Regions from separate parts of the Homo sapiens genome. Here region 2 is linked to region 1. A link is a loop called in an ENCODE intact Hi-C map of the cell type or tissue named here. Cell type or tissue: dorsolateral prefrontal cortex. All regions are shown on one strand. Each heading gives the region's core, and the rest is flanking DNA. Links, peaks and the distances in the headings are about the cores only.

The links. A loop is a pair of places that touch in the nucleus more often than their neighbours do. Peaks named below come from ENCODE experiments on the same cell type or tissue, not always from the same donor. Only the 100,000 strongest peaks of a DNase experiment are listed, where the experiment ranks them.
Region 2: a loop joins it to region 1, with 3 times the contacts of the local background. A loop is called at or near these places in 8 of 110 quality-filtered maps.

The regions. Positions count from the first base shown.
Region 1 is chr6:90,492,385-90,503,325 of GRCh38, reverse strand. LOC124901362 (a long non-coding RNA gene) reads left to right here and starts at 2,046. Exons shown (of 2, transcript XR_007059678.1): 1 at 2,046-5,253; 2 at 6,280-9,577. RefSeq lists enhancers at 6,402-6,696, 7,174-7,730, 7,731-8,287, 8,315-8,974. In dorsolateral prefrontal cortex, for the core only: no CTCF peak of the experiment used is centred there; no DNase peak of the experiment used is centred there.
Region 2 is chr6:90,569,036-90,579,976 of GRCh38, reverse strand. It overlaps MAP3K7 (mitogen-activated protein kinase kinase kinase 7), which reads left to right. Exons shown (of 17, transcript NM_145331.3): 2 at 8,170-8,280. Among named protein-coding and RNA genes, the nearest start is that of MAP3K7, 13 kb to the left of the region's middle. In dorsolateral prefrontal cortex, for the core only: a CTCF peak has its summit at 5,244 (motif pointing right); no DNase peak of the experiment used is centred there; H3K27ac peaks cover 266 bases.

The DNA.
Region 1 (10,941 bases), core at 1,644-9,643:
CAGCCCAATAAGGTTTTCAATCTGAAGCACGCAAGGAAAGCTACAGGAAGTGGTATTGTCTCTTTTGAGGGAAAGAAATGGAGGCACATTCATTAATCTCTGAGAAACAAATCTCAATCTCTGCCTGCCTTGGAGACACTTAGTTTATGGAGTTGTCAACAGACTCATCAACAGAACACACACATGAAACCTGTGTAGACAAAAGCACCTTTATGCCTAACTGATCAGACACTGAAACTGGGAACCAAAGGAGCATGTCATCTTCATGCTCACATACCTTTAAGAGCAGAGTGAAATGGCCTTTAAACTTTGCTTAGTCATTCATTCAAACAGATAAGGGGAAAGTTTCCTGCTGTGCTCTTGTTCAGGCCTTGCCAATAGATGACACTTGCCAGCCACTTGGGGACATCACAGCAGACCAGAAAAATTACCCTAGAGAGTTACCTTAGTTTTAAACATGGCTTAGCATATTTGCACATTTGGGAGGCATCGGGTTAATCTACTTTTTCCCATATTAGCCATGCCAACTATTGCAGTTAAAACTGCATACTCCTAATTTAGGTGACTTTATGTTAAAATCAACAGAAATCACACACTCTTTGGGTTGGTCTATAAATCAAAAATATAGGAAATATGCATTTTTTTCTTGCCTAAACAAGCTTGTAGCTGAGCCAATTTTGCTGCCTGAAATGTTTAAGCATTGTTGCTATAATTGGTCCTTAGAGCTTCATTCCTTAGTGCTTCATTTAGGATTTCAACAACCTGCCATTCCCCGTAAATAACAACCTGTCATAATGACAAATGTGGAGGTGGTTGGTCCGAAATGCAAAGTATTCAAGCAGGCTGTTGTAGCAGACTGTTCCGTGGATAAGCAAGAGGCAGGTTCATCAAAATGAAACAGCCAAGTTTGCCCCAACTCAGAGACAATTCTTTGATTATTTGAGAGAAAAAATGTCTTATTTTGTACTTTTTTCCTTTTATTTTTTGTTTTGTTTTGTTTTGTTTTTTGAGACAAGGGCTCCCTCTTGCCCAGGCTGGAGTGCAGTGGTATAATCACGGCTCACTGCAGCCTCAGCCTCCTGGACTCAAGTGATCCTTCCACCTCAGCCTCCCACATAGCTGGGACTACAGGCACATGCCACCACACCCAGCTAATTTTTCAATTTTTTGTAAAAACAGAGTTTCCCTATGTTGCCCAGGCTGATCTCAAACTTCTGGGCTCAAGTAATCCTCCACCTTGGCCACCCAAAGAGCTGGGATTACAGGCTTGAGCCACCATGCCCGGTCATTATTTTATACTTTCAAAAAGCCAAATGGGACCACTAATTAAATATTTATTACTTAAAAGATCTCCTTTACCACCTTTGTTCCAAATTCTCTTATACTGCTGGCAGTTAGGAGTGGGGCATTTTATTAACCACTAAAATGTGACCTTTCATCTCACAAGACTGTCCCTCTTTTAAGCTGATTTTGAGAACATGTGGATATGCTCCCTTTAATTGCTTTTATGAATAACATTTTTAGTGATCCTTTTATGTGTCTATATACACATATACACACACATATATGTAAATGTGATTTACATATGTATACGCAGAGGAACAGCCCAGATCCAATTCCAAATGCCTGTAATCTTTCAGTATTGTTAATGTTATCATCTCCATTCTCCACTAGGGATAATTCATTTCCTCTGTTACACATACTTCAGGTGTTAATGATAAAAATGTATCAAATGGTGGGAGAGGCCAGGCATGGTGGCTCACGCCTGTAATCCCAGCACTTTGGGAGGCCGAGGTGGGCAGATCACGAGGTCAGGAGATCGAGACCATCCTGGCTAACACAGTGAAACCCTGTCTCTACTAAAAAAATACAAAAAATTAGCCAGGCATGGTGGCGGGCACCTGTAGTCCCAGCTACGTGGGAGGCTGAGGCGGGAGAATGGCATGAACCCGGGAGGCAGAGCTTGCAGTGAGCGGAGATCACGCATGCCACTGCACTCCAGCCTGGGCGACAGAGCAAGACGCCTTCTCAAAAAAAAAAAAAAAAAAAAGTTGGGAGAAAAATAGAATTAATGTGAATTTGTTTATTCCTCCTTTTAGAAAAGATTCTAAATCTTCTCACATTTACAACAGTATTAACATAAATTCTTCACAGTCATCTTGAAAACATTACCTTGATTTAAGAATCAGTAAATATCCTGGGAACAAAGGTAAGGGTCAGGTTCCCAGTGGAAGATCTCTAGGACAGCAGGAAGAGTCCTTGTGCCAAGTTACTGCTACTCTGTAAAGGGATGTGTTGGCAATACCAGCTCACTGGCAAGTCTCTCGGATAAAATGGCAGGGTAGCATTCCCAGATACAACATATGACCCATTGTAAGTCTTGTCGTATAAACCTGAGGGACACTGAGAAAAACAGCTGCTTCTAAACATAAGTAAAAATTGAACTTAATGCTGTAACCACCATAAATTGTAGGATTATTTATGTAAAACCATAAATGTACGCTACGACTAAATGAGTCATTTACAGAATATCCCTTCAGTTATTAACGTGGCATAAATACTAATCCCTGAAGATTAAGTTGAACACTAATCACTTTGAACATTCAAGGACCTTTTGTAATCCCGAGTTTCGTATTTCCATATGGTAATTTCCCCTGTGATAGCCGAGTAGGGCGGATCATTGCCACGTAAGCAATAATGCATGACAAGGCATGCTGTAACAAGGAATGGGGTTTCCATCTTTTCTCCCAGTCCCCCCGCTCCACCTTCATTCCCAATGTGAGCTTAATTAAAACTCCTCAGAACTTGGCTCTGTTTAACACAAGGGCAAAACAAGCCCAGAAATGCTGACAAGTTCTTCCACCTCTGCCTGCTGGGTCAGCTCATTAAGGGTCATGATTTTATGGCACATGCATGGTGGCCTGGCCACAGGTTTGGAGAAGCCTCAAACCAAGAAGCAGAATACAACTTAGTAAACTAACAATTTGCCTTACTTTTTAAATGTCTTTTAATGATGAATTTTAATTTTTAAGATAATTCATGCACATAGTTTTTTAATCAATTTTTTTTACAAAATGAGCAGCTGCTGTCCAACCTCCTGCTCTGAAACCATTTCTTCTGTTTACCCATATGTGTAAATAACATGCTTATACTGCTGTTTCCTCATTTATCAATTTTGCACACCAATATTTTGACTAAACCATTTCTCAAACCATTTCTTCTATTTACCCCATATTTGTAAATAACATGCTTATACTGCTATTTCCTGATGTATCACTTTTGCACACCAAATTTTTGACTAACACGATAGTAATGGAGGATTTAGCTGGTTAACGCACACCTCTGCCATCTCCTCTACCCTTTTATCCCTATAGAACTGGATCACAATGTTAGAGTCGATCACAGTAAATATTGCATTATTATTTTATAATATCGAGCTTATGACTATATAAATTATGTTTACTGCTGATTCAAGTAATGTATTACTGTGATTGCAATGGTCTGAATGTTTCTGTCCCCCCAATATTTATATATTGAAATCTCAATCCCCAAGGTGATGCCATTTGAAGGCAGGACCTTTGGGAGGTTGATTAGTTTATGAATGTGGAGCCCTGGTGAATGGGATTGGTTCCCTTATAAAAAAGAGACCCTGGAGAACTCCCTCACCCTTGTACCATGTGAGGACACAGTGAGAAGATGGCAACTATGAACCAGGAAGCATGTCCTCACCAGAAGCCAAGTCTGCCAGAACTGTGTGAAATAAATTTCTGTTATTTATAAGCCACCTGATCTATGGTATTTTTTTGTAAAAGCCTGAATGGAATAAGAAAATAATTATATTGCCTTTCTCTTAAAATTATTTGTTTTCTCCTAGTACCTTTTTCATTTGCCTATAGATTTATCACCTTTTTAAATAAGTGCTTCAACGCATGTGTCACCCACACCTATCAATAATTTTTCAACACCAGACTGCTCAAACACCAGACCTCTCAGATCCATTTCTCCTGCAAAGACATCTTTCTGCAGCTGCCCCATGCAATTCCTCCATCTCCAATACAAACTCTCTCTAGGCCGGTGCTGAGCTATCATCTTGTGACTTCCTTTTGCTGTTTTCCTGGGATGGATCCCTATTTCCTGGATTTCATGTCTTTCTTTTTCATGGCTTACTCCTTCATTCACTGATTTTGCCCAGTGGCTTCATCAGAAAGGGCACAAGTGAGGTAAATTTTTAAATTCATTATATGTCTGAAAGTATCTTTATTCTACACCAGCTGCCCTGTGGCCCCTTTATTTCTTTCCCCCAAGATGCACCCAAGTTCTGCAATCCCTGCCTTCTTGCTCAGCTGTTTTTGGTACCATTTTAGGCTTCAGGGACTGGTCTTTTCAGCATTTAAATGTCCATCCTATTACCAGTTAAGGAAATTCTTGCCTTATTGTTATATACTTGCCTTTAAAAAAAAATCCTTGGGCTTTTTCTGTACAAGGACATGGATTGGGATGACAGGAGGGAGAAGGTACAAGTGAAGAACTCAGTGGCCTGAAATCGACTCTCTTTGGACTATGAGGACTTGGCCATTTTCCACAACAGAGAGTGTAGAGGAATGCTGTCTTGTGCTGCCGTGGGCCACAAGGTGTGGTGGCAGGTCTCATATGCTCCAACATCTGGCCATGAAGAATCATGGTTGGTCAATCTCAGAGGGAGGAATGAGCTGTAAACCTATAAGAAAATCAACACCATTATTTCCCTAAAGTATCCAAAGCAATTCTATGTACTTCTGACAAGGAAACAGGAAGGAGAATCTAGAGTGCTGCTCAAATTAAAGGGAAAAGGAGAAGAAAGATTATTGGCTACCACCATCTCTCTCACCCTTACCCCTTGCCTACCTCACTCTGTAGAGGCTAGAAACACAAGATTTGCACTTCCGGCTCCTGTTGCAAATCAGAGTAGCTGAGTGACCCACATTTGGCCAATGAGTACTTGTGGGGCAGGCTGCTGGGAGGCTTCTGATGGAGCCTTCTTTTTCCAAACAATCAGGCAGAGGCTTGGGAGGAAGCAAGCTCTTGCTCCCACCTGTCCTTCCTTTTTAGGATGTGCTGTGAGGACCTAATGTCTGCAACTATCATGTATGAAGGTGACAAAGAGCCCAAATGCGGCTGAAGGAGTGGAGAATGGGAATGACCTCGATGAGCTGCACCAGCAATCCTGAGATCACACATCTAACTTCTTAAGGAAGCAATAAATGTCCCTTTGCGGTAAGCTACAGCAACTCAGGTTTTCAGCCACTAGTAGCTGAAAGTATGCCTAACTGATGCCAGGAGTCAAGGAGAGCCCTTCCTATACCACCATGTCCCTGCCGTGATTGTTCATGTGCTTGGCTCAGTCCTATCCACAGATGGGGGATGTGGGCCATGCAGGGACTTACCATCAGCTTCTCTGTACTGCTCCTCTGACTCTGAGCTTGTACCCTCATAGGATGACTACTTCCCTTTAAGGTTGGAGTCCTGCCTTGATCTTGCCCTTGCTGGCCCTAAACCCACCAATGCCCCTCATGGAATCTGGAATTTTATACACCCCATTCTATTGGTAAGGACCCTCTTAGCAGCTCACCCATCCTTCTTGGGCTGGGCAATTCCATGCTTGTCTGGACAAATATGGTCTGTTCCCAGATGTCCCATCCAGCAGCTCATGAGACTCTGTCACCCTCTGGTGGACCTTTCCAAGGTCAGCTGCTTGCCTGAATGATCACACCATTACCTTCTACTGAGCACCTTGCTCTCTGGACACTAGAGTCCTCCTGCCTGGATAAACTTCTATCCTGACCTTCAGCTGAGTTTGCTGACCTTTCCTTCCCCAACCCTTGTTTAACCCCAGAGAGGTGCCTGGCTCCATGTCTTGCCCCCTGAGTAACATCGTAGTACCCAGCAGATGGCATCTAGGCCAAATGACTTTATCACTTACATGGCTTCTAGTCTGATTAAATCCCTCATTCTATTACCCATTATATTTAAGTTATAACTACTTCTACTTTTTCAGGTGAGCAGAGTATAATTGCTCAATAAACTGAAGGTTAATCCAAAAGTGGATAGAATAAAAAATGTCTCTATCATGTAGGTTTTGCTTGAAGAAAAAAAAATCATCCCCCCAAAAAATACTTTCCATTCCTAATTATTCCTAATACTGTCCCAGATTCTTTTATATCAATTAAAGGCTTAATTGATATGAAAATTAAGTTTAAGCTATAATGTCAGGGAATGTTCTTTTTTCCTTTCTTTTGATAGGTGGTGATTTTTTTCAAACAGGCTAGGGATTCAAGAGAATATTTTTATCTGTTCGACCAACATCATGGCTATGATAACCGGACCAAGGTTCCCAAGGCTATTGTGGCTCCAGAAGGATGTGTTTTGCTCCTGTGGGTGACTGGAGTGTGCTCCCCTGACAGCAGCAGTCTTCCTGGGCCCGAGGTCGACTGACCTGTCTTCACTCAGCAGACAAAGGAGTAGGTGGGGTTGTGCAGACAGGAGGTCCCAGCAGCCGCAGCTGCACAGCTCCTGTTGTTTCCCCTTCCTCAGATGGGATTTCTTGCTGATGCAATTACCAGCCACTGTTCTGAGTGTATTACAAGTATGAACTTCGTGATCACAAGATCTTTCTGAGTTAGGTAACATTATTATCCCCAGTTTACAAATGAGGATACTGACGGAGTTCAGAACACGCTACCCCAGAATACGTCATCTTGTCATACTATATATTTTAGACTTGAAGGAAATTGAGAAAACCGTAAAAACAGAAGGTCACGCTCTGATCTTCCCTCACCCTCTTTCCCCTGAAATGGGCCATTAAACCTCACTGACCTTCCCCTGAAAATCGGTCGTAAAACTCTCATTTCAGAAGGGCCCTCCCTATACCCGGAAGAAAGGAAAGAAGACAAGAGAAGACTGAACAAACAGGCCTTGCTAAATTCCACCCCCCACTCCCGCAGTCTATTACCATTAGACCGTAGCCTTTTGTCCTCCAGACATACTTCCGTACAACTATCCATAAAAATACAGAGCCCCCTCTTACTCATGGAGATACATTCCAACATCCCTAGTGGATGCTTGAAACCATGGATAATACTGAACTGTATATACACTGGGGTTTTTTCTGTACATACATACCTATGACAAGTTAAATGTATAAATTAGGCACAGTAAGAGATTAACAGCAATAACTGATAATAATATAGAAGAATAAGAAAAATATAACTAATAAAAGTTATGGGAAGGTAGTCTCTCAAAACATTTTAATATACTCACCTTCTCCTTGTGATGAGGTGAATACATTGGACAAAGGGATGTTTCACATCCTAGGTGAAACTCAGAAGAGTGCAGAGTTTAAAACATGAATTGCTTATTTCTGATTCCAGAAATTTTCCACTTAATACCTTCAGGCCATGGTTGACCTCGGGTGACTGAAACCATGGATTAGGGAAGACTACTACACCCATATTTCCCTGTTTCTTGAAGTCTTCATTTCTGAAAGCTCCCTTGCCACATAAAACTTATATTAAACAAGTTTGTATGCTTTTCTATTGTTTATGTTCATTTGTTTTTAGACTGGGTCTCACTCTGTTGCCCGGGCTGGAGTGCAGTGGCGCAATCTCAGCTCGCTGCAGCCTTGACCTCCTGGGCTCAAGCGATCCTCCCACCTCAGCCTCTCTAGCAGCTGGGACCACAGGCGTGTGCCACCACACTTGGCTAATTTTTTGTATTTTTTGTAGGGCTGGGGTTTCACCACATTGCCCAGGCTGGTCTGCAACTCCTGAGCTCAAGCAATCCGACCGCCTCAGCCTCCCAAAGTGCTGGAATTACAGGCTTGAGCCACCGTTCCTGGCCTTTTCTCTTGTTAATCTATCTTTTGTTATAGGCGTCTCAGCTGTGCACCTGATGGGTGAGCAAAATACTATGTTTGCTCCCTACCACACAAAGCCATGGGGAGGTGAAACAGTTTGCCTAATGTTACTTAGCTAGTGAGTGGCAGAGGTGGGATCAATGTGGGCAGTTTAGCTCTGGACTCAACATTATGCTGAGGTCTGAACACCACTCCAGGGGAGATAATAGGTGAATGTTTTGAGAAAATGTAAAGGTCCTGAAAAACATTGAAATGAATTTTTTTTCTGAATTTTTTTTCCCCAAAAGAGTAAAAACATTGGCCAGCACTTATAATCTGAGCATGAGATGTTCATTAGAATTATAATATCTTGATTAAGAAATCAGTTATAAACTGACAGTTTTCAGATTAAAGAACTGGAAATGTGATCACGAAAAATGAGGGAAAATTTTCTACTAAAAAGCATTTCAACGTTTTCCAATGTGTTCTCTTTACAAAGGAAAGTAATGGTGAGAGGCTTGTTCACCACTGAAAAGTTTGGAGAACTAAAACATAATTCAAATTTTATAAGGATGGAGATATTCTGAAAAGTGGGAAGAGGCAAGCACTTCAATAAGGGGCAGTATCTCTGGGAGATGGAAACGAACATCCTCAGGAAAAAAAAGAGAGGGGGTTAAACAAGAACTCAAGGGAAAATTGAGGAGCACCACTTGCATTCTAATTCATTTCTCTTGAAAGAATTCATTAATTTACTCAGGCGCATGTACTAGTGACACCAGAACAAATGAGTTTCTGCCCTAAGGAATTCGTTACTGAATGGAAAAAATTCAGGGGGATAAAGCAAGCTGTGGCCACCCACTGTGATATGCACTGTGATAGAGTTAGGCTCAAAGTGCTGGAAGGTGCTTCAAAGTCAGGCAGTATTAGAGCCTGGAGCCAGGACAACATCTGGAAGAAAGCGATGCCTTAGCAGAATGCTGAAGATTGGAGAAAACTTGGCCAGGCAAATATGGGGAAACATTCCCAAGGAGGAGCAGATTGTTCCAAGGCCTGAAGAAAAAGAGCTCACCTCTTGAACTTTCTACGGCTACAGCAGAGAGTGTGAGGTGGGCAGAGGGAGAGACGAGCCAGGGGACCTGGGGAGGGACTAGGTCGTGGAGCCTTGTGTGTCCCCTGTAGGGATATGGACTAAATTGACAGCCCCAGGGAGCCTTGGTCACCATTGTCCTTCCCTGTAGCTGCTGTGATTGTGCCCCTGCGGGCCATTTCCACAGAGCAGGAAGAATGAACTTGAGAACAGATAGACTGTTCTGTCATGGTATTTCCCAAGGCATTTGGGGTAAGACTGGGGACATGTTGCATGGCCTACAAAGCTGTACCACATCTGGCCCCTGCCTCCCCTTCAGTTCCACCCCATACCCTCTTCCTCTTGCCAGGGACATGTTCTTCTCTACATCCTTCTCCTAGCTAGCTCTTGCTCAGTCTTTAGGTCTCAGCTCAAAACCATCCTTGATCCCCAATCTAATTTAAGCCCCTTGTTATACATTTTTTTTTAATTGAGATGAAATTCACATAACAGAAAATTAACCATTTTAAAGTACATAATTCAGGGTGGCATTTAGTACACTCAGATTGTTGTACAACTACCATTTCTATTTAGTTCGAGAATGTTTTCATCACACCAAAATAAAACCATATACCCATTAAGCAGTCATTCCTTATTTCCTCCTGCCCCCAACCCCTGGAAACCACCAATCTACTTTCTGTCTCTATGGCTTTACCTGTTCTAGATATTTTATTTAAAAGGAATCCTATCTTATGTAACCTTCTGTGTCTAGCTTATTTCACTTAGCATAATATTTTTGAAGTTCGTCTCTGTTTAGCCTGTATCAGTACTTCCTTCCTTCCTATGACTCAGTAACATTCATTGTAAGAATAGACCACATTTTGCTTATGCATTCATCCTTGATGGACATCTGGATTCTTTCCTCCTTTTGGCTATTGTGACTAGTGCTGCTATGAACCTTCATGTGTTGTAGATATATGTGTTTGAGTACCTGTTTCCAATTCTTCTGAGTATATACCTAAGAGTAGAATTGCTGGTCATTTAGTAACGCTATGCTTAACATTTTGAGAAACCTCCAAACTGTCTTCCACAGTGGCTATATGCCTTCCAACTTTTTTTTTTCTTTTTTTAATGATTCTATGCATCTCCCTGTTTCTGTTTCTTACCTGCCTTGCAAGCTCTGTGAAGGTCCCAGCCAAGTCTGGTTTACTCACCATTGTGTCTCCAAGGGCTAACAAAGTAGATACTCAAAAATATTTGTTAGCTGAATGAAAAATGAGTGAATGCGACAGATCAGTCTAGACAGATCTTGACTGTGAGTCTAGACAGATCACTCCAGATGCAGGGTGGTGGGTGGATTGGAGGGACGAGGTGCAACAGAGACCGATAGGGGCCACTGTGCTAATCAGGAGCCTGACTGGACTCTTCAACCAGGTGAGAGACCGACCTGCTAGCTGTTATCGCCGCAGAGCACAGCTCCCTCACACAGCACAGCACACTGCAGTAGACCTGTTTGCTTGACTTCTTCCCCCATTGAGCTGTGAGTTTTTAAGGGCAGCTATCAAATTTTCTCAACATTGCCAAAGCTTATAGTAGATTCTCAACCAATGTTTGTTGAATGAATGAATGATTAATTAATGTGAATGGAGGAACAGATACTAGCTATATGATATTGGGCAAGATACCTACCCTTTTAAGTCTTAGTTTCTTCAGTGGTGAAATTGAGACAGTGATGTTCCCTGCCTCATAGGATTCTGGTGAGGAGTAAAAGAAATGAAGGCAATAGGGCTTTTGGCACAGTGCACAGTGCTGTGCATTCTTTATGACTCTGAGGTCATAACTAGAATGAATGAGCCTAAGGTAAATAGACAAAGTTTCAATAAAAAAAAATAGAAGAACATTCTAATGTAAGCCTTATGAGAGTCAGACCACGTCCATCTTGCTCCCTTTGGTATCTCCAGTAACCTCACACAATGTCAAGACAAACTGTTCAGTGAATGTTTAG
Region 2 (10,941 bases), core at 1,785-9,784, 77 kb before region 1:
CAGTGGAGTGCTGTTTTACATAGCCTGAGAGGTGGAGTGCAGACAGTAATGAACTTTCTTAACCAGCGTTTCCTGTTGGAGCGGTGGTGTCCACAATTTTTTGTTTGTCTGTCTCCCACTGGTAAAACAAAACACTTTCTATTTTGTATACTCAGTTTTCAGTGTGTATGTATGAAGTCGGTATTTTTAAACAATGGGAGATGAAAGGTTTCATACTATCATTTGATCATGGCTCAAGTTGCAATAAGTACTTTCTAAATAAAACCTTTCTAAAATGTGAGAATTGACTTAATTAAAATGAGATAATATCTGTAAATCTACTTAACTAAGGTCAAGTAAACTACAATATACACAAGTGAGGGACTGATAATGGAGTCAGTATTTGACATATTGAACTTAATAAGCCTGTAGGACCCCTTAGTCTCAAAGGCAGTTTTAAATATATCTTGAGCTTGGGCAAAAAACCTGGATGGGAGAGATTTGAGAGTATGAATCCATGAGATTAGAGAACAGATTCAGAAACAAAAGGGCCAAGGACAGAACCCTGGAAAGTAGCAACATCTAAGGTTTGGACAGAGGAAGGAAGAATCAGTGAAGGAGGCTAAAATAGAACTCTTAAGCAGAGACAGGCAGAGAAGGGATTGTTGACAGCCATCTTTGGAGACTGCCATAAGCCCTTTATACACAAGCCTTCTATTAACCCAACTTCACTCTTTTCTTAAAGGAGATTAGGGCTTTTTAAAACCCCCTTCTAAACAGCTAAAATCTGATTCGAATATAATCTTTTGAAAAGTTAATTGTTGTTAGTTATCATACTTGCTGCCTTTGAGTAGCATTTTTCTCTGTACCAGGCACTGGACCAAATCCTGGCAGGCCTCTGTTTTGTTGGCACCATGAAACATACCTGAAAGCTGACTCTGATTTACTAATTACATGATCCTTGAATAGGTAACTTCAGTTCTTGGAGCCTTGGTTTTCTTCTCTCTAAGGTAGGAATAAAAAATCCTATATATTCATGGGTTTATGGTGACACTCAAACTCCATCATATTTGTAAGAAAGAGCTTTACAAGTTGTAATATATTGTTAAATATAAGGTTGCATTATCGTTATACAGATAATAAAATTGCATTTCTTTAAAATGTTATTTCTTGAAGAAAGGAATGAGAAGTATATTGGAATGCCCTGGGAAGCTTTTTTTATGCTACGTAGCACCTTCTGCCACCTCTAATTCCCATTCAGACTTCTCCCTTAGAGAGCTAATATCAGAATGGGGGGAAGGAGAGCAAAATATACCAGGAAACAACTTTATCCATTGTATATATCATCTGATTATTCTATCTTCTACTCTTATGGATATATGCTTATACTCTTTTTTGTTTAAAGCACAAAACTCCTGTCTCTGGCCAGGTGCAGTGGTTCACGCCTGTAATCCCAGCACTTTGGAAGGCCAACCCAGGCAGATCGCCTGAGCTCAGGAGTTCAAGACCAGCCTGGACAAGATGGCAAAACCCCGACTCTACTAAAAATACAAAAATTAGCTGGGTGTGGTGGCACAAGCCTGTAATCCCAGCTACTTTGGGGTGGCTGAGGCAGGAGAATCACTTCAGCCAGAGAGGCAGAGGCTGCAGTGAGCTGAGATCGCGCCACTGCACTCCAGCATGGGCAACAGAGTGAGACCCTGTCTCAAAAAAACAAACAAAACAAAACAAAACAAACTCCTGTCCTCCTGCCGGTATTTCTTACTTGTTTTTAAAAGTTAAGAAATGTAACTATTTTTCTATAAACTACTGTTTAATTATGAGTCATTCCTCTTTTCAACTCAGTAGAGAAAAGCATTTAATCTTGCCACAACAAGGATAATTTCCATGTAATACTTACCTCTTTTATGTATCTTTGTACTCAGAAATTTCAAGATTAATTCGGTTATTTCAAAATTCAGTCTTCCCCCATAAGGATTTTCCTTTTCCCTTTCTCCTGCCCAAGATGACATATGGGTGCTGTGGAAAGCTTCCACAAATAATATAAACAGCAAGGGAGAGCTCTCTGGTCTGTGTGATGGCTTCCACTGAAATATCTTGCCTTATTATCTGTTGTTAATGGATTAGCCTTGAATGCAGTGATTTTCAAACATTGAAACTACCTGGAGGGCTTGGTAAAACATGGATTGCTTGGCCTTACCGTCAGACTCTATAATTCTGGGTTGCACCCTGAGAATTTATATTTCTAATAAATATCCAGGTGATGTTGATACTGCTGAACCGGAGACCACACTTTTAGAGCCACTGGCATATGCTTTCACTGTCCTTATATCTGCTTTCCTTCTGGAACGTCTTTTTCTTTTGGCTTCTCTGACTCTCTCCTAGTTTGCCTGCTACCATATTGACTGTTCCTTCCTGTTCCTTGCCCATTCCTTCTCCTCTCTTGTGATCTAAATGTTGAACTGCTTCAAAGCTCAGTTCCTCTACTCCACTATCTCCATATTATTTTTGGTTACCTCTTCCAACTGATTGACTAGAAAAACTGACTACATGCTAATGACTCCCAAGTTTGTATCTCTTTGTCTGACTTCTCCATAGATCCTCTCACTCACGTTTCTACCTTCTTACTTGATATCTCCTCTTGGATATCCAGTAGGCATCTTAAACTTCATATGACTAAAACCAAACTCTGAGTTATTAAAAAAAAATCTGCATCATTCTTATCCCTCAGTAAACTGTTGTCCAGTCTAGGTGTTTTCCTTGATTCAGCTCTTTTCCTCTACACCTGTCCTGCCTGGATGCAGAGCATCAGCAAACCCTATTGACTCTACTTCTAAAACATTTCCCAGATCTGCCCAGTTTCTGCACTACCATTGACCTTGCCCTCGTAGCTATTGTTGCTTGTTTGGACTGCTGTAATGGCTTCCTAATGGGTCTCTATTTACATATCCTAGCTTCCCTACAATCCTTTCTTTAAGAGCTATAATGATTTTGTTTAATGTCACATACCATCCTTACTTCCTTGAATTTTTTCAGTTCCTTCACATTGCACTTAGACTGAAATTCAAACTCCTTTTTATGGTAGGTAGAGCCGTTCAGGATCCAACCTCTGCCTGTCCCTCCAGCCTTACCTTACAATCACTCTTCCCTTCCTCCACTATACACCAGCCACACCAAACACTCCCAAGTATTTCTCTAAATCATCACTAAAATGTCACCTTTCTCAGTGAGGCCTTGAGTGATTACCTTGTCTAAAATTGGAGTGAGGCAGAGTGCATACATGTGTGTATACACACACAATTATACTCCTTTTCTTCTTAGCACACAACTCCCTTCCTTTTTATTTGTCTTTTTCCACAAGAATATAAACAATGAGAACAAGGATTTTGATTTGGTTTGTTCACTCTTGTATCATCAGTGCCTAAAATAGCGCATAGCCCTTAGATTGGGCTCACATATTGGAGTAAATAAGGTAGTGAGGTTTTTCTTTTCCCTTAGGGCAAAGCTTTATATTAGTTGTTTCTTCTGTGTGTGTGTGTGTGTGTGTGTGTGTGTGTGTGTGTGTGTGTGTGTGTGTGACAGAGTCTAGCTCTGTTGCCCAGGCTGGAGTTCAGTGGCGCGATCTCGGCTCACTGCAACCTCGGCCTCTCAGGTTCACGCCATTCTCCTGCCTCAGCCTCCCCAGTAGCTGGGATTACAGGTGCCTGCCACCACGCCCCGTTAATTTTTTGTATTTTTAGTAGAGATGGGGTTTCACCGTGTTAGCCAGGATGGTCTCAATCTCCTGACCTCGTGATCCGCCTGCCTCAGCCTCCCAAAGTGCTGGGATTGGTGCCTTGTGTCATCCAAATGTCAGATTCGTAACCTCTTTATATGGCCTTTTCAAACTGCCCAGCCTGGAGCTGCCACTAGTCTCTTGGTCATAGCATCCTATTTTTTGTTGTTGTCGTTGTTCTATGTGGCATTTTTTTAAAGTCTGATTTTTTTCTTACTCATCTTTTGTTTGTATATCGATTTTCTTTTCTCCTCCCCTCCCTTCACATACGCTAGAAAGTACATTTGTGTAGATCAGAGCCTTTGTCTTATTTCTTTCTGTATTTCTGATGTCCCAAACAGTAGCTGGATGTAGTACACACTAAAGAAATATTGGTTTAAGGAGTAAACAAACGAAGTTCATTATTCTTTCAACATCAAGCCTCACTTGCATCCTTTGAAGGCAGAAGACCTAACCCAGTTCTCCCTGCTTGCTGACCAGGCCTTCCCCTTGGCTTTCATTAATCCTCTGAAACCCAGCTGTGTTCTTCATTAAGTATTTGAGCTAGCTACCATCCCACAGACCTCTAATGTAGGTCCCAACACTCTGCCCTACCGCAGCCTCCTTCCTGCAATCAGAAGACTCCTTACTTCTCAGTTAGCTTGCTTTTTGCTTCACAAGAGCTTTTCTTTATCCCTTACGTGTTCTACTGGGGCTGAGGGAACCCGGGTTAGGGCCTCCCTTGGTCTGTCTTCCTTGCCACAATCCTTACTCCTTTGAAGCTTCTGGTGTTTGCAGAGCACATGCTGTGAGGATGCCTGCTCTTAGGGATCTAAGTGAGAAGAGAAGGGTATGAGTCTTTTTTGCTGTTGAATCCCTACCCTAACCCTATCCTGAAAAGGGGGAGGGAGGAGTTTATTAGCCTTCATCATTAGCCCTTACCTTTGGCTCTCTTCAGCTGGTAAGTGTTTAAAAGTTTTTAAGTACTATTATTTAGTCTTAAATTTCTTCTCTACCGCACTTTCATTCCATGAAGGCAGGGGTCCATTCTTTATATATATTTTTTCTTCTCATCCCCAGTGTATCTACCTTTATGCTATTTTTAAAAATGGGAAGTCATTTTTGATACACACAAACTTAATTCTTTAAGTATTGACTGTGCTTATAATCTCACTCCTTTGAATTCACAGCAGTTATTATTTCTATCCTGTATTTCAGGTCAGTACAACCTTGGACATCTTCACCTTTCTTTATTATAACTTTAGATCCTGTCATTTCACTGTGCATGTGAAATATCTCGTGGCCCTAATAAGAATGGAGGCTTCTTAAGCCCATGGGCTCATCTTACAGGAATGTGCCTGTTTTGTATTTCAGGGTGTTCTAGAAAATTGCTTTCTTGAGCAAAAAGGAGAAAGTTTTTCATGTCCTCATTTGACCACATTTTGTTCCCATGGCTTTAAGTTGAAAGCTCAGAATCAGCTCTACTCTCATCACTAGGTGGCACTTGTGAATTACAAATAGTCAAATGAATTTTTATGACAAACATGTGATTCACAAATATAGATAATGTTTGGAATCCCTGCATGGACGTTCCTCAAAATGGAAGAAATGAAAGAAGGGGATTCCTAGTAAGTACCAGTTGCTGTGATGTATTTATAAATACATGGTTGAAGAATAAATTACTTCATAATCATTTCGTATTTAATAGTAATATCAATAGGTAAAGTCTGGTCTCCATGCCTGTGTTCTTAAACTAATGTTGCCACAAAGTTGAAATTTTTTTAGGACCTGCTTGCTATTCATCTTAGTTAATTGCAAGAGAAGTGAGTACTACAGGTCAGGTGCAGTGGCTCACACCTGTAATCCCAGCACTTTGGGAGGCTGAGGCAGGGCGATTACTTGAGTTCAGGGATTCAGGACCAACCTGGGCAACATAGTGGGATCCCATCTCTACCCAAAAGAAAAAAGAAAGAAAAGAAATGAGTACTACAGCCCTTTACACTGATTCATACCCAATTCCAAGCACTTACTGTTCTTTGTAGTATTTGAGGAAATACCTGGTTTTAACTTACGAATCCTGTAGATATTCATGAAGGAAAATGTCAGCACTTCTATTTTACTGCTGAGAAAACAGAAACTCAAACTTGTCCACCATTAAGAGATAATAGGTAGACAGAGCCCTACATTCAAACTCAAGTCTGTTGGATTTCAGAGCCTGGGTGTGCTCTTTCATTTATTCTAATGGTACCAGGTAGCCAGTACCCTCTATTCACAATAAAGTAACTGAATGGCAAGTACAAATGTCTGATGAGAATTGTGAAGGAGAACAAGAACCTAAACCACAGAACACTGAGTGCCCAGGGCTAGGACGAGTGAAATGGGAAGTCAACAAAACAAAGACTAGCTACCAGAGAAGTTGGCCTACTTTGAAATTTTGCCTAGAGGCAGCCCCATTTCCTTTAAGCCACTGATGAACAGAAGCTGAATATAGAGTATGTTCATCATTAGGTGCTCTAGGCTTCAAATTCTGGCTTCTCTGAATATTTTCTGACCATCCAATCTTGGGCAAGTTACAACCATGTGACTCCATTTGCCTCCCTTTTAAATGGAAGAGGATTAAATGTGTTAATGTATGAGAAGCACATAGAATAGTACCTGGCACATAGTAAACATTCAATAAATGTTAACCATTTGAGTAGCTTTAGACATTGAACAACATGGTAAATGTTCATTCTGCCTTATTGATACATGAAGTGGAATTTAAGCTATGGCTAGAGTGGTCATACACATCGCAGTTTACAACTAGTGTCCTAATATTATTATTATTAATGCCCTTTTTTTGATCTCCAAAGTGCCCTCAGTTAGATAATAACTCATTTGATCAACCTAGTTATAGTCAACTTTGTTATAGAAGAGTTTTGTGCCAGGAATTTGTTCATGTAAGTCTAAAGTAAAAGTTCCTCCAAGGGAAGATACTAACTTCTACTTCCCGACATGGGGCTTTATATATGTTACAAATTAGGACTGGTAACATTCCCGTGTTAGACTACCTGGCATCAGACTGCACTTTAACACTTGCTAGCTATATAGCCTTGGGCAAGTTTTACTTCTTTAAAGCTAGGCACTTCAACTGTAAAATGAGGACAGCATTAGTACCTTCCTCTAGGCCTGTGTAAATGAGGTAATGTATATAAAGCATTAGTTAAGTGCCTGCTGCATAGAAAGTACATATAAATATGGTTAAGAGATGCAGATTTTTTGCTAAAGAAAAAGGCCTTGATACAAAGTGCTTAGGTTCATTGGAAGCTGAGAGATTGGAGTAGGTGGTGCTTAACTAAGGTCCTTTCACAATGATAAAATCTAATGATTTTATTCTAACAAGTATCAAAAGCTATTTTTGTTTTCTTTTTTTATATTATGAAAAATGTCAAATATTTGTAAAAATAGGACTCCATGAGAGAGCAATGAACCCATGCAGTATTCATCAGTTGGCTTCAACAATAGTATGATACATGTCTGATCTTTATTTTTATGACTTTTGAAAAATAACTGTAATGAGATCTATTTTACACATCATAAAATTCACCCATTTGAAGTGTACAATTTGGTGGGTTTTGCAAATTTACCAGGTTGTCAGCCACCACCATAAATTAGGTTTTTGGTTTTTTTTTTTTAATAATTTCATCACTTTGTCAGGATACCAGCTACTCATTTACTGTTAATTCTAATTTTCACCCTCGGACCCAGGTATCTATCTATAGATTTGCCTTTTCTGAACATTTTGTATAAATGGAATCATACAATATGTGGTCTCTGGTGTCTGACTTCTTTGACTTAGCATAATGTTTTTGGAGTTCATATCGTAAGTAACATATATCAATAGTTTTTCTTGCGGAATAAAATTCCATGGAATAAATAATACTATATTTTGTCTGTCCTTCATAGCCGGTCTTTTAACATCTATATTTATATCGTTTCTCCTCCATTCCCTATCCCTGTTGAATTATTCAAAGGCTATTTTTAATTTCTTAAATATGATAGCTGAAAATATTTATTATATGTTCCTGCTTTTTGTTTTTCCATATCATCTTCTGTCTTCTCATTCATCTTGTCTGTTTTAGTTTTTTTTTCTCCATTTAACAAATCACTTTACTTTGTTCCTCCATGTGTCTTTTTTGGTTTTACTTGAGAATGAAAGGGTGTACAGATCATAAACTTTCAAAGATAGAGACAAGCATGCATTTAATTATCTTCTCACTTTAACAAAAATTCATACTTGTTCAGTGGCAAATCCAGATACTGTTGATTTCCATGTTTTTTTTTTTTTTAATTTAAAGTCTTAAAGATTGACTTTAGTTTTTTATATTGGGCTGATCTATTTGATTCCGATTCTTGTGGTGTTTTTTGTTTGTTTTTTGTTTGTTTGTTTAACTCAGGTTGTTGGAAGAGGAGCCTTTGGAGTTGTTTGCAAAGCTAAGTGGAGAGCAAAAGATGTTGCTATTAAACAAATAGAAAGTGAATCTGAGAGGAAAGCGTTTATTGTAGAGGTAAGTTGAGATTTCATTTCTTTTGTGTAGTTCTGCACTTAAGATACTCTGTGAATTTAATATTATGAAAAAGATTGGTTTCTCAGATGTCATTTCTTTGTATACATGAACATCAGCAATTCGGTTTAATCAAAGGTACTGCCATAGGAACATTTTCTCGTTCATACTCTTAATTCTGATTAAAAATTAGGGGAAAAGCGACTTAACTACATAAATGAATTCACCCCTGAATTAAAACAGTTTCATCCATGGAATTCAGATCTATTTCAAGGCGTAATATTTTAATTTTAAAATAGAAAAGAAATGGTATGCTTTCCCATTATCTAAAATTAAGAAATTTTATACACTTACTTTAAATGGAATGTTTTTAGAAACTCAGATTATTTTAAAGAAAAATTATTTCAAATTTGATTTTTCTCATTTAGCATGAAAATTTGCACCTATTCTTTTAGAAATAGATTAGATTGAATGATGAAAGAAAATCCAATAATCATGAAATTAGCATATTATCAAATTTATCCTTTACTAACTTTGTTATTTTGTATTTTGGATCACATTATTTAGTTAAATCAATGTTTTTATCACTATTAAACCTCATTGGCCAATGGATAAGTGGCCTGTACCTTATAAGCCTTCTGAATTTATATCTCTGTTTTTTCATTTAATCATAATTTCAAAATATACTTCATATTTTTAATGTATAACATGGAAAAATGAGGACTTAATTGTGATATGAGAAAGTGATTTGTAAGTGGCTGAATGAGTTGAGAAATGCTGATAAGTGATTTGATGTCAGCATGAAGAAAGATGATTTCTAGTAATATGTTCTAGGAGTCTAGCCTCAGCTTTGTTTTATGCAATATTTTTATTACAGTTTAGATAAAGCTATTGATCATTTCCTGTTACATTAGCAGTTTCACAAAGCTGGGTGAAATAGCATATGTGTTAAACATTAGGAATCACAAGTCAAAAAGATCGTAATAGCGTGAAGAAAATTTTTTAAATCCAGATGAGATGTGCATGTAATGTAAAAAATCAAATGGTTCTCCAAAAATTCTTAGTAAAAAAGACTTCAGTCTCCTGTACCTCCTCCAATCTAATTTTCTGCTTCCCAAAGACAACTACTTTGAGCTCATTCCTTCATGTTTGGTGTCCCCAGTCCAGATGCTGTTTATTACCCCTTCTCTAAAGAATCAACCTCTAGTCTTCTGCTGGGATGATAAGAGATAGTCATTGAGCTGTTTGAAGTCAAGGAAGGAATCTTTGAGTCTTTTACACTGTCCCCTGCCCTATCCTTTGATTAGCTCATTTGCATAGGTACCTCATTCTGCTGCCACTCCCCAACCTTTTGGAAGCTTTGTGAGATAAATCTGGTTGTTTCTCCATTTTTCTCATTGCCAGTTTATGATGCAGCTCTTCTAGGTCTGCTCTATCAGTTATTGCTAGTCATTTGCTTTCCAGCTTCCAAAAATGTATGCTGTTTGTGCACTTTGCATTCTCTTCATCCTTCTGAGGTTATGCCTTAAAATTTTTCAAATCTTTACCATCTTAGTGGGAATTAGGGAGAGAGGAGGAAAAAATGCTTGTATAATCTGCTATCTGAATCTCAGTGCTGAACCTTAGCAAGATGAAATATAGTAAATATATTTTCATATAGTAAATAAATATAATAAATAGTGATACTAATTCTATTGGACGAAAAATCCACACATGTTGGCTCTAGATAGATAGAGCTTTTTATTAGCATACAGTATGAAGGTTTAGAGACATTAGTGTACTGAATATGAGCCAGCAGCATAATGTATGTAATAGAGAAGAGGAAGAAGAGTGGAAAAAGGGCAGAAAAGAGAGGAGAAGGGAGAAAAGAATGAGCAAGAAGCAGTTTGCTGTGGAGCGGGATGCATTAATAGAAAGAAGTTTGAAGACAGACATGATGGTTCACATCTGTAATCCCAGAACTTTGGGAATGGCAGATGGGTTGCTTGAGCCCAGGAGTTTGAGATCAGTCTGGACAACATGGCAAAACCCCATCTCTACAAAAAATACAAAAATTAACCAGGCATGGTGGCTGTGCACCTGTAGTCCCAGCTACTCCAGAGGCTGAGGTAGGATTGCATGAGTCCAGGAGGCAGAGGTTGCAGTGACCCAAGATTGTACCACTGCACTGCAGCATGGGTAACAGAGCAAAACCTGTCTCAAAAGAAAGAAAGAAAGAAAGAAGTTTGAGATCTAGAATAAGAGAAGTGAGTATAGCCAAACCCCTCATTGACCTCTGTATGGATCATTGGATCAGGGATGATTAAAACTGAAAGAGGGAAACCAGCTAGTAGGCTATAATGATCACTGCAGCAGTTCAGGTTGGGATTACTAAGGCAATGGCAGTGGGAATGGAGAGGAGAGAATTAATTCAAGAAATGAGAAATGGAATGGAGGCAAGTATACAGAGGGAGTGCACATTTTAAGTCAGATAGACTAAAGTTCACACCCCACTTCTTAGCTATAGAACAGGTCATTCAACCCTCTCTGAGACTTGAGGTTAAAATCTCATCTTTAAAATGGAAATGATAATACCTACCTTGCGGAGTTGTGATAATTATACAATATCTATAAAGTGCACATTAGGGCCCCACGCAGAGTAGCTAGACTGTTCAACTATAGCTA